Regions from separate parts of the Homo sapiens genome. Here region 1 is linked to region 2. A link is a loop called in an ENCODE intact Hi-C map of the cell type or tissue named here. Cell type or tissue: K562. All regions are shown on one strand. Links, peaks and the distances in the headings refer to the core of each region. The heading gives the core; the rest is flanking DNA. Region 1 has its middle 38 kb from the start of MAS1. Region 2 has its middle 6.7 kb from the start of WTAP.

Evidence for each region. Peaks named below come from ENCODE experiments on the same cell type or tissue, not always from the same donor. Only the 100,000 strongest peaks of a DNase experiment are listed, where the experiment ranks them.
Region 1: a loop joins it to region 2, with 3 times the contacts of the local background. A loop is called at or near these places in 15 of 110 quality-filtered maps.

What each region holds. Positions count from the first base shown.
Region 1 is chr6:159,849,762-159,856,140 of GRCh38, forward strand. No RefSeq gene overlaps it. Among named protein-coding and RNA genes, the nearest start is that of MAS1, 38 kb to the right of the region's middle. In K562, for the core only: a CTCF peak has its summit at 3,339 (motif pointing left); no DNase peak of the experiment used is centred there; H3K27me3 peaks cover 403 bases.
Region 2 is chr6:159,717,575-159,723,953 of GRCh38, forward strand. It overlaps a transcript of SOD2 not described here and the pseudogene RNU4ATAC18P. Among named protein-coding and RNA genes, the nearest start is that of WTAP, 6.7 kb to the right of the region's middle. In K562, for the core only: a CTCF peak has its summit at 3,232 (motif pointing right); a DNase peak (open chromatin) is centred at 3,217.

The sequences.
Region 1 (6,379 bases), core at 2,400-4,899, 130 kb after region 2:
ATTGTATCTAGGAAATAACTAGCTTGCTTTTGATTTTACAGGCTCATAGGCAGAAGGGACCTGACTTGTCTCAGATGAGACTTTGTACTGTGGACTTTTTGGTTAATGCTGAAGTGAGTTAAGACTTTGGGGGACTGTTGGGAAGGCATGATTGGTTTTGAAATGTGAGGAAATGAGATTTGGCAGAGGCCAGGGGTGAAATGATATGGTTTGGCTCTGTGTCCCCACCCAAATGTCATCTTGAATTGTACTCTCATAATCCCCACATGTTGTGGGAGGGACCTGTGGGAGATCAATTGAATCACAGGGGCATTTCCCCCATACTGTTCTCATGGTAGTGAATAAGTCTCACAAGATCTGATGGTTTTATCAGGGGTTTCCGCTTTTGCATCTTCCTCATTCTCTCTTTGTCTGCTGCCATCCATGTAAGACAGAACTTGCTCCTCCTTGCCTTCTGCCATGATTGTGAGGCTTCCCCAGTCATGTGGAACTGTAAGTCCAATTAAACCTCTTTCTTTTGTAAATTGCCTAGTCTTGGGTATGTCTTTATCAGCAGCATGAAAACGGACTAATGCAAGGCAGGAATTACAAAATTCTTATATGTGGAATCTAATAATGCCAAACTTACAGAAGCTGAGAGTAGAATGGTAATTACCAGGGTCTGGGCAGGGGCTGGAGGGATTGGGGAGATGTTGGCCAAACAGTACAAAGTTTCAGTTAGACAGGAGGAATAAGTTTTCAAAGTCTATTGCACAGCATGGTGACCAGTTAATAACAATGTATTATGTATGTCAAAATTGCTAATAGAGTAGATTTTAAACATTCTCACTATAAAAAATTATAGGTAGGTAAAGTGATGGATATGTTAATTAGCTTGATATAATCATTTCACAGTGTATACATGTATCAAAACATCACATCATACCCCACAAATGTATATGATTATTCATTTGTTTATTTATTTTTGAGACAGGGTCTCACTCTGTCATCCAGGCTGGAGTTCAGTGGCACCATCATGGCTCACTGCAGCCTCAACCTCCTGGACTCACTCAATCCTCCCACCTCAGCCTCCCAATTAGCTGGGACTACATGCAAGTGCTACCACACCCAGATAATTTTTGTATTTTTAGTCTCTACTAAATTACAGGGTTTTACCATGTAGTCCAGGCTGGTCACAAACTCCTGGGCTCAAGTGATCCACCTGCCTCAGCCTCTCAAAGCACTGGGATTACAGGCATGGCCACCATACCTAGCCTACAATTATTATTTGTCAATTAAAAATAAAAATTTTGGAAAAGAAGGCAAGAGTTATAAGATAACATTTGCTGAATGCCTCTGAGGTGCCCAAAACTGCTTGGTGCTGGAAATACAGAGGTGAGTAAGACATAGCCTTAGCCTCAAGGGTCACTAGCCTGCAGGGCCAAGGGGACCCAGACTCCTGCAAAGCTATTAGACATCTTCCCGGAGTCTTGAGCCATGCCTTTCACACTTCCCGGAGTCTTGAGCCATGCCTTTCACAGTAGGTGCTTGAGATAAGTTTGTGGAATAAGTAAAAATATAAATGTAACGATAATATAATAATAGTGTTTGCCATCATTATTTTCTAGAAGGAATAGAGATATTTTATGGATGGAAGCTGCTACTTAAATAAGCAATTACTTATACAGAAATTAAAATATACATTTAGAGATGCCTTAGGTTTTTTTTATTTTTTTTTATTTTTTTTAAGATAGAGTCTCACTCTGTCGCCCAAGCTGGAGTGCGGTGGTGCGATCTTGACTCACTGCAACCCAGCCTCCCAGGTTCAAGTGATTCTCCTGCCTCAGCCTCCTGAGTAGCTGGGACCACAGGCTGTGCCACCATGCCCAGCTAATATTTTTGTATTTTTAATAGAGACAGAGTTTCGCCATGTTGACCAGGCTGGTCTCAAACTCCTGACCTCAAGTGATCCTCCCCCTTGGCCTCCCAAAGTGCTGGGATTACAGGCGTGAGCCACTGTGCCCAGCCAGATGCCCTAAGTTTTTTATATCCCCCAAAAGCTATTTGACCTAAAAATGACACAGAATGTTAGAAAAAGAACAGAGTCTCAGTTAAGAGCTTCCAGATCTGATCTGGGATTTCCAAACTTTTTCAAAAATTCATTTCCAAACTTTCAAAAAGCCTCCTTTGACATCCAGTTGGAGCTTATGAGTTTCTTTTAATCGTTTTAGTGAACTTACATTTATTTATACCCACTTCCATCATTGCCGTGGTTCACCAAAACAGGATGAATACTGAAGGCTGAAATAAATAACTGCAGACTGCAGGGGAAGCGTAACTATAGCAATGAATTAAAACCCATATTAGCAAACAACACAATTACTATATGGTCACGTAAAGTCACTTGAGGTAATTCATAAATTTCTTTCTGAGCTTCCTGGCAGTCAAAGCAAAAAGAGAAAAATGCTTAGCTTTAAGGGTTATACTTATAGGTTCATAGGTATTCAGAAGAAGCATAATTTTCCTGATCCTGAGATTTTTTTTTTTTTTTTGAGACAGTGTCTCGCTCTGTCACTCAGGCTGGAGTGCAATGGTGTGATCTCGGCTCACTGCAACCTCCACCTCCCAGGTTCAAGCGATTATCCTGCCTCAGCCTCCCGAGTAGCTGAGACTAAAGGCACCCGCCACTGCGCCCCAGCTAATTTTTATATTTTTTAATAGAGATGGGGTTTCACCATGTTGGCCAGGATGGTCTCGATCTCTTGACCTTGTGATCCGCCTGCCTTGGCCTCCCAAAGTGCTGGGATTACAGGTGTGAACCACTGCTCCTGGCTGATCCTGAGATCTCTTAAAGAGGACACACCGCATGATGTGATGGGTGACATTCTCAACTCCATGTCATTGACAAATAGAGCAGGAAAGTTACGAGGGCAATTTCTTACCATGTTTCTCAGGGCAAGCCAAATACATCCCATCAAAGGGCAATTTTGTAAAGGCAACCTTCAAGAGAATGACACAGTGCTTTCTGACTACTCAGCTCCAAAGTGGCCTGATTTCCCTTCAGAGTAAAATCTCCAGTGTCTGGAGGCACAGAGAGATGGAGCCTTTGTTCTTCTGGCGGGGATTTATGATTATGCTTTCTCCCGTTGCGTTATTGACGAGGATGGGATTCCAGAGAGTGCAAGGTAGTATTCACAGTTGGGAGTTTGGAGGGGACATACTCTGTAGCTGTGAAGACATCCTCTTCACTCTGTCAGCCGGGCAAAAGGCAGGTTAAAGTTCTCTTCTCAACACAGAAGAACCAGCCCAAGTAGCTGTTTATTCTCCTATCAGCAGTTTTTGTCAATGCCCTTCTCGCCACCCTCTGGCTGGCTATAAAATCACAATTTTGTTTATTTTAGGCTTTGCTGTTTGTATAGGTTAAAATTGTGTTCTGTTACTCTAATTTTAGATTTTTGATTACTAGTGAGTTACAACTATTTTTATGTTTGCAGGCCATTTGTTTTGCTTGTGTGTTTGTGTGGTACGTTTGGGTTATAAATTACCTACCATGTCCTTTACCTATTTAATCTGTTGGTGTCCTAATGTTTTTCTTCTTAATTTAATTGGGCATTCTATATTTTAAGGGATATTCACCCATTGTCATATTTTCTAATTTACGTCTTACAATGCACATTCTCACCTTGTGTTAGAACTGTCCAAACACCACCAAATCATAGAACATTCAGTAAAATTTCTGGTTGAGTAGAATTAAATTTTTTTTTTTTGAGATGGAGTCTCACTGTGTTGCCCAGGATGGAGTACAGTAGCATAATCTCAGCTCACTGCAACCTCCGCCTCCTGGGGTCAGGTGATTCTCGTGCCTCAGCCTCCCGAGTAGCTGGGATTACAGGTGCGCACCACCCAGCTAATTTTTTTATTTTTATTTTTGTGATTTCAGTAGAGACAGGGTTTCACTATATTGGCCAGGCTGGTCTTGAACTCCTGATCTCAGGTGATCCACCTGCCTTGGCCTCCCAAAGTTCTGGGATTACAGGCATGAGCCACTGTACCCAGCATAGTAGAATTAAATTGAAGAAGGATTTATTATGTGACAATCAGGATGGACCAGGAGATTATCTCAGTAAGAAAATGGAAGAATGAGCAAAATCTATAAATAGTCCTGGAAAGTGCCTTGGACTCAGCTGGCTTAAAATAGTGAAGTCCATCAGTAGTGCCTTGGGACTGTGGCAGAATGTTTTCTTTGTGATTTAAAAAAAAAATCAAGCACTCATTCCAAAAAGAATTGGCAACATTCAAAATCTGCTACTCAGTAATAAATTGAGGAATGATAGATGGTGGGCTGGAGAGATTGTGTAATAGCTGTTTGCCAAAATACCCTAGAAAAATACATGATTTTGTTTTTTATACATTTTGCAAAGAAAATGTTTATCAGTGCTTTACATTTTACGCATGGATGTATACATACTCCATGTTAAGAACACCAAACAGAAAGAAAAAAAGTGAAAATTTCCATGTTCAAGTCAAGCTACAATAATTCTTTTTGAAGCTTCTGATAGGAGGCCTTTTTTTTTTTTTTTTTTTTTTTTTTTTTAGATGGAGTCTTCCTCTGTCACCCAAGCTGAAGTGTAGTGGCATCATGGCTTATGTAGCCTCGACCTCCCAGGCTCAAGTGATCCTCCCACCTCAGAGGATGACGTTCTTAAAGGACTTTTGGGGCATCTCATCTATTTCCCACTCCATCCCAGAATGAGTTCTTAACAAGTGCACAATAAGGACATCTCTGTAGGATATTCCTATAGTCTTTCCATAACTATTAATATGCACTCTCGTGCTCCAGCAATAGTTCCTATTCCTAAGGGGAAAAAAATGGTTTCCCTCTGATGAACAGTGCAAGATTTAAAAAGGAGACACAAGTGAAAGAAAGTGGGGAGTGGTGTCAAAGGCAGCATGAAAAATAGTTTACAGTGCTACCTCTCAAGGACTGTCCTTGGCATTATGGTTGTAAGCAATGGCTTGGGGGTTAGACTCCTTGGGTCCTGGCATGGCTCCGTCACATCTATGCTCTGCAACTTTACTAAACCTTTCTAAGCCTCACTCCTTCATGTCATGGTAGAACAACAATATTGGCTCACAAGTGTCAAGAAGATTAAATGAGACAACGTATGTAACACGTAGCTCAGTGCCTGGAATATAGTAATGTTCAAAAATGTCAGCTCTCGCAAAACCAGCAATGGCAAAGTAGAGCTCATGGACATCATATGGTATTGTTAGAATTATTAATTCCTAGGAGGAACTGAGGAATTTCTTTTTTAATCTTAGATGAGCTACCAGGAAGGAAAATAGAGAAGTGACTTCAGAACAGTGTTATCTTTTCCCACACTGAGATGACATAGAATAGTCTTCTCCCAAGGACATCCTAGCTGAAGGCCGTTGGGGGTGAAGAAGGTTGTGCAACTTTCTCACTCAAGCCTGGCACTGGTTTTTCTTCCAAGGCCTTTTTCTGTTTTTGACAATGAATGTTCAACATTATCTACTTCCAGTTTGGATGAGCATTTTGCTCTCTACACCACTGTCCCACCCAGCCACCATCTTCTCAATATACGTGGACCTGATTTTTAATTAGGTTCATTTTTCTTCATTTTTCCCTTTTATTTTTAGTTGACACAATATAATTGTGCATATGTATGGGATAGAGAGTGATATTTTGATATATGTATATGTGTGGAGTGATCAAAACAGGGTAATTAACATATCTGTTACCTCAAACATTTGTCATTTGTGTTGTGAACATTCAAAATACTCTCTTCAAGCTTTTAAAAAATACTCAACAAATTGGTTATCTATATTTACCCTATGCTGCTGCAGAACACCAGAACTCATTCCTCCCATCTAGCTGAAATTTTGTGTTCATTAACCAACCTCTCCCTATCCTCCTCACCCCCTACCTTTCCTAGCCTCTATAGTGCCCACAATTCTACCTTCTACTTTTATGAGCTCCCACATATGAGTGAGGACATGTGGTATTCTTGTGTACAAGAATTTTGCTTGAATATAATGTCTTCTTATTGTGCTCTAATTTAATGTCTTCCAGGCTCATCCATGTTTCTGTGAATGACAAGATTTCATTCTTTTTATGGTTGAATAGTATCCCGTTATACACACACTCTCACACACACACACACACACACACACACACACACATATTTATCTATCTTAGATATGTAATCTTTCTTAACTCATTCATCTGTTAATGGACATTTATGTTGATTCCGTATCTTAGTATTGTGAATAGTGCTGCAGTAAATGTGGGAATGCAGGTATTCCTTTAATACGCCAATTTTCTTTCTTTTGGATAAATACTCAGTAGTGGGTTTGCTGGATCATATGGTAGCTCTGT
Region 2 (6,379 bases), core at 2,039-4,538:
AATCTGCTCTTCTATTTGAAAATATACAATAAATTGTTTGTTATTATAGTTACCCAATGGTGCTGTAGAACACTAGCACTTATTCCTCCCATCTAGCTGTACTGTTGTATCTGTTAATAACCTCTGGCTGTCCCCTCCCTACCCCTACCCTTTCCAGTCTCTAGTAACCGCTATTCTACTCTCTACTTCCATGAGATCAACTTTTTTAGCTTTCACCTATCAGTGAGAACATGCAGTACTTCTCTTTCTGTGCTTGGCTTATTTCACTTAATATAATGTCCTCCTGTGGCTAAATAGTATTCATACATATATATGTATGGATATGTGTGTGTGTGTGTGTGTGTGTGTGTGTGTATATGTGTATATATATATACACTCACACATACACAATTTTTTTTTCTTTTTCTTTCTCTCTCCTTTTCTCTTTCTTTCTGGGATAGGGTCTCTCCCCTCTGTCACCCAGGCTGGAATGCAGAGGTGCATTCATAGCTCACTATAGCCTTGAACTCCTGGGCTCATGAAATCTTCTCACCTCAGCCTCCCAAGTAGCTGGGACTATAGGCGCACACCACCATGCCTGGCTAATTTTTATTTTTTTGTAGAGGTGGGGTCTCACTTTGTTGCCCAGGCTGGTCTCAAACCCTCCTTGAGCAATTCTCCCACTTCTAAATTCCCAGCCTCCTAAAGTGCTGGGATTACAGGTATAAGCCACCATGCCTGGTCATATATACCACATTTTCCTTATCCATTCATCTGTTGATGGACACTTAGGCTGAGTCTTTATCTTGGTTATTGTGAATGGTGCTTCAACATACATGGGAACGCAGATATCTCATCAACATATGAATTTCTGAAATAATATTTTAATAATAGTCTAGTAAAAATTATGATAACAATCTACTGAATTATTTTTTAAAAAAAACTTAGAATGTCAGAAGTCTTTGTGGTCTGCAGAGAAAATGAAGACTAAATGTTATAGCTTTAATTATAATTTTAAAAATCTAAATGTTCACTAAATCTGAAAGATTAGATATATTGGGTTATGTTGCATTGCTGCTCACAGTAAAATCTTGTAAGTCAGTATAAAATCCACTAGATTAGAAAAAGAAAAGTAGGCTAGGAAGTTTGGTTTGGCTTCCCTATCTGTAAAACCACAACTGTCTATGCTTGACACAAACTAAGGTAAATAAATAATGTGTCTTAGGCTAATTGCTAACTGTGAATAGGAGATAACCTGGCATAGAAGAGTAGAAAGAGCATTCCAGGCAGAAAGAATGGACTCAGCAGAGGTACTAACTGGTGAAACAGCATGACATGGTCATAGTCACACCAGACGTGAGCTCTTGAGAGCGTCGTGGATTAACATTAACATTTTTAACCAACAACTCTGATAATCTCTCCAGGATCCCTGGATTTCTGGGTGCCAATAACAAAAGCTAGACTTACTGTTTTTTTTTTCCTCTGTACTTCTGCAATAGATTGAATGTTTGCGTCCACCCAAAATTCATGTTGAAATCTTAACCCCTAATGTGGAGGTAGGTGGTGAGGCCCTTGGAAGGGGATTAGGTCATGAAGGTAGGGCCTTCATGAATGAGATCAGTGCCCTTATAAAAGGGACCCCATAGAGCTCTCTTTTCCTGTTTTCACCACATAAGAGATAAGAGAAGTCGGCTGGCATGGTAACCCATGCCTATAATCCCAGCACTTTGGGAGGCAGAGGCAGGTGGATCACGAGGTCAGGAGTTCAAGACCAGCCTGGCCAACATGGTGAAACTCTGTCTTTACTATGTCTCTACTCATGTCTCTAGCTGAGTACGGTGGCATGTGCCTGTAATCCCAGCTACTCAGGCTGCTGAGGTGGGAAAATCGCTTGAACCAAGGAGGCGGAGGTTGCAGTGAGCCGAGATCGGGAGAGGTGGCTTGTGCTTGTGGTCGCAGCTACTGGAGAGGCTGAGACAGGAGGATCACCTGGGCAAAGGAGGTGGAGTCTGCAGTGAGCCAAGATCATGCTACCTCACTCCAGCCTGGGCAACAGAGCAACACCCTTTCTCAAAAAAAAAAAAAAAAAAAAGTTGCAGGCTAAGTATTAGGCTGATGGCAAAGAAGTGGCCAATTCACTTAATCTAACTCAGTATTATGGTTTTTTCTTTTATTTTCTTTTTTTTTTTTGAGAGAGTCTTATTCTGTCCCCCAGGTTGGAGTGCAGTCACGCGATCTTGGCTCACTGCAACCTCCACCTCCCGGGTTCAAGAGAGTCTCCTGCCTCAGCCTCCCAAGTAGTTGGATTACAAATGTGTGCCACCATACCCGGCTAATTTTTGTATTTTTTAGCAGAGACAGGGTTTCACCATGTTGGCTAGGCTGGTCTCGAACTCCCGACCTCAAGTGATCTGCCTGCCTCGGTCTCCCAAAGTCCTGGGATTACAGGCATGAGACACCATGCCCAGCCTTGCTTTTTTTTTTTTTTGGTGGGGGGGACAGAGTCTCACTCCGTCTCCCAGGCTGGAGTGCAGTGGCACGATCTCAGCTCATTGCAACCTCTGCCTCCCGGGTTCAAGCGAATCTCCTGTCTCATCCTCCGGAGTAGCTGGGATTACAGACGCCCGCCACCACGCCCGGCTAATTTTTTTGTGTATATATAAATATATATTTTTTTAGCAAAGACAGAGTTTCACCATGTTGGCCAGGCTGGTCACGAATCTTGACCTCAAATGATCCGCCCACCTCGGCCTCCTAGAGTGCTGGGATTACAGGCGTAAGCCACCGTGCCCAGCCTGTATGTACTTTTTAATACAGTAATATGTAAATAACTGTGTGTGTATGGGAAAGCTGTTTTTCATTTCTCCAAAAACTGCACCAAGGCAAAGCAAAGCTCTAGTTGATTTCGGTGTGTTGTGCAGGAGTTAGCAGTACTGCCCTCACTAGGTACCCATTGGACAGTAGTGCAACCCCAAGAAAAGGATGGTAGTAAGTTAACTTTCATCACGCGTTGATATTTCATTTGAAATGGTGACTTGAAGCTGGTTAGATACTGAAACTGAGACTATAGTATGCCTAACTCAGCTGCTCAATAACTATTTATTGCTTATAGTCTTACGACTTTTTTTTTAGAATAATTATCTTTGCTAGTACTATCAGATTTGCATGACAACCCTTTCTCTTGTATTCTCTGTAAACTGGAGGTTGTCCCACTATTACTGATACTAAATTTGATGGTTTGGTTCAAATGGTGACCACCAGATGGCTCCACTATACAGGTGTATTTTCTTTACCTTTTTTTTTTTTTTTTTTTTTTTTTTTGAGACAGTGTCTTGTTGTGTCGCCCAGGCTGTAGTGCAATGGCGCGATCTCGGCTCAGTGCAACCTCTGCTCCTGGGTTCAAGTGATTCTCCTGCCTCAGCCTCCCAAGGAGCTGGGACTACAGGCACATGCCACTGCACCCGACTATTTTTTTTTTGTATTTTTATTTTTATTTAATTTTTATTTATTTATATTTTTTAATTTTTTTTTTGAGACGGAGTCTCGCTCTGTCACCCAGGCTGGAGTGCAATGGCACAATCTCAGCTCGCTGCAAGCTCTGCCTCCTGGGTTCATGCCATTCTCCTGCCTCAGCCTCCCGAGTAGCTGGGACCACTGGTGACCACCACCACGCCTGGCTAATTTTTTGTATTTTTAGTAGAGATGGGGTTTCACCATGTTAGCCAGGATGGTCTCAATCTCCTGACCTCGTGATCTGCCCGCCTCGGCCTCCCAAAGTGCTGGGATTACAGGCATGAGCCACCGTGCCCAGCCGTTTTATTTATTTATTTTTGAGACGGAGTTTTGCTCTCATTGCCCAGGCTGGAGTGCAATGGTGCGATCTTGGCTCACCACAACCTCCATCTCCTGGGTTCAAGCAATTCTCCTGCCTCAGCCTCCTGAGTAGCTGGGATTACAGGCATGTGCCACCATGCCCGGCTAATTTTGTATTTTTAGTAGAGACGGGGTTTCTCCACGTTGGTCAGGCTGGTCTCGAACTCCCAACCTCAGGTGATCTGCCTGCCTTGGCCTCCCAAAGTGCTGGGATTACAGGATTACAGGCATGAGCCACTGCGGCTGACCTTTTTTTTTTTTTTTTTTTTTTTTGTATTTTTAGTAGAGATGGGGTTTCACTATGTTGCCAGGTTGGTCTTGAACTCCTGACCTCATGATCTGCTAGCCTCGGCCTCCCAAAGTGCTGGGATTACAGGCGTAAGCCACCACACCCAGCCTGTAATTTCTTTTACAATTAGGTAAGTAGCCTGTAGAGTGATACTTTGATGGCATTTCCCAGCAATCTTTCATCTAAAGGTTTTGAAGTCCATTGATAGTCCTTGTCTGAGTCAATTATTTCATTAAGGTTTGCATCATGGTTATTGTCTAATTCTATATTTTATTTTATACTTATTAGCTGGCATCCTATAGTAAAGAAGAGTTTTTCCTCATCAACTGGGTATAAACCACATTCTTTATTAAAAAAAAAAAGAAAAAAAAAGCAGGGTAGGTTGGGAGCAGTGGCCCATGCCTGTACTCCCAGCGCTTTGGGAGGTTGAGGTGGGAGCATCACTTGAGCCCAGGAGTTCAAGACCAGCCTGGGCAACATAGCAAGACCCCATCTCTAAAAAAACAAAAAAGCAAGCAAAAACACTTAGCCAGGTATGGTGGCAGGCACCTGTAGTCCCAGCTTCTGACGAGGCACGAGGATCACTTGAGCCCAGGAGGTCAAGACTGCAGTGAGCCATGTTTGTGCCACTGCACTCCAGCCTGGATGACAGAGCAAGACTCTGTCTTAAAAACAAAAACAAATGAAACAAAAAACAAACAGGGTAAATGCTATCTCCCTTTAATAACTAATTTTCAGAGTATCAAATTGGTGTAATAGACACTACCAATGATGGAAAAATAGTTTCCCTCTTCTCATTCTCTCTTCTCTGTACTAGAGAGTAGACTTTTATTTATTCAGTATTTGCAATCAATTGTATTCATTTTCTTTTTGACGCTAAAATTGCCCTAAATTTGCCCCCTGGGAGATCCTTCAAGCTGGCTCCCATGTCTCTAAAATTTATTTTTGAGAGACTGAAAATACAAATGGTAAATGGCCAGAATATACATAAAAACAGAATTCTGACCCATTACCTACAACAACTAGCCCAGTAAACCAACCACTTATTTACCATAAGTGTACTCTCAGCCTGAAAGCCAAACCTGCTATCAACCAGACTTGTAGGAAGTCAGACTGCTATCTCTGGTAGCAATCCAGGAAGCTAAATAATAACTTCTATGACAATCAGCTCAAAATGGCCAGGACTTGATTAAAACTTGACAGCTTCCCTACTTTTTGTCCTCACTTCTAGCTTATGCCCATCCAGAGAAAGCCAAATATGCTCCTTTAACCAAGACCATAGGATGCCAACTTGTAGTTAGCTTCCAGCTTCCCCATGCCAACAGCTTCCAATCAGGCATACCTGTGAAACCTTTCCTTTTGTCCACTGTAAAGCTTTCCCACTCCTCTGCATGCCTTTGAACCTCTGCTAAAACATAAGGGATGGTGGCTGACTCCCTTGCTACAGCAAGTTCTCAATCGACTTTGCTTTTCTCATTTGGTTTGCAATAAAATGCATTCTTTACAGTGACACAATTTGATGAATTTTGACAAACGTATACATTCCCACTAACCATGACACAGAACATTTCCATCACCCCCAAAAGTTCTCCCATTTTCCTTTCCAGTCAATTCCTTCTCTCTTCCCCTCCTAACCAACCACTGATCTGCTATCTACCACTATGGATTAGTGTTGTTTGTTCTCCTAACTACAGTTGGCATAGCCTCATTGGTCTAAGCACTTCCTCTGCATTCAGGCACAACGAAATACCTGGCTCATCTTGTACCTTTCCCGTCCCAGAGCTGGAATCAGCCAGTTCTCCAAAGGAGCTCTGGATCTTTTTAGTGGGAAATGGAATTTAGAAACCAAGATCTCAGTGTCAGATGTGCTCACTGTTACTGTAGGGTGCCCATGCCTATACATCCTGGTTCAGCCAGGACTGTTCCAGTTTTAATCTGAAAGTCCAGCATCCAGAGAAAACCCCTCTGTTTGTGGCAAACTAGAACAACTGGTCACCCTAGTGCTTCTAGGCCCTTTCAGTCCACAGAACTAGGACTTTTTTTTGCAGTTGAAACTTTTTTTTCTTTTTGATAGGGTCTGTTGCCCAAGCTGTAGTGCACTGGTGAGATCACAGCTCATTGTAACTTTAAACTCCTGGGCTCATTTGGGCCTCTCGCCTCAGCCTCCCAAGTAGCTAGGACTATAGGCACAGGCCACCACCCCTGGCTATTTTATTATTTTGTATTTTGTAGAGACAA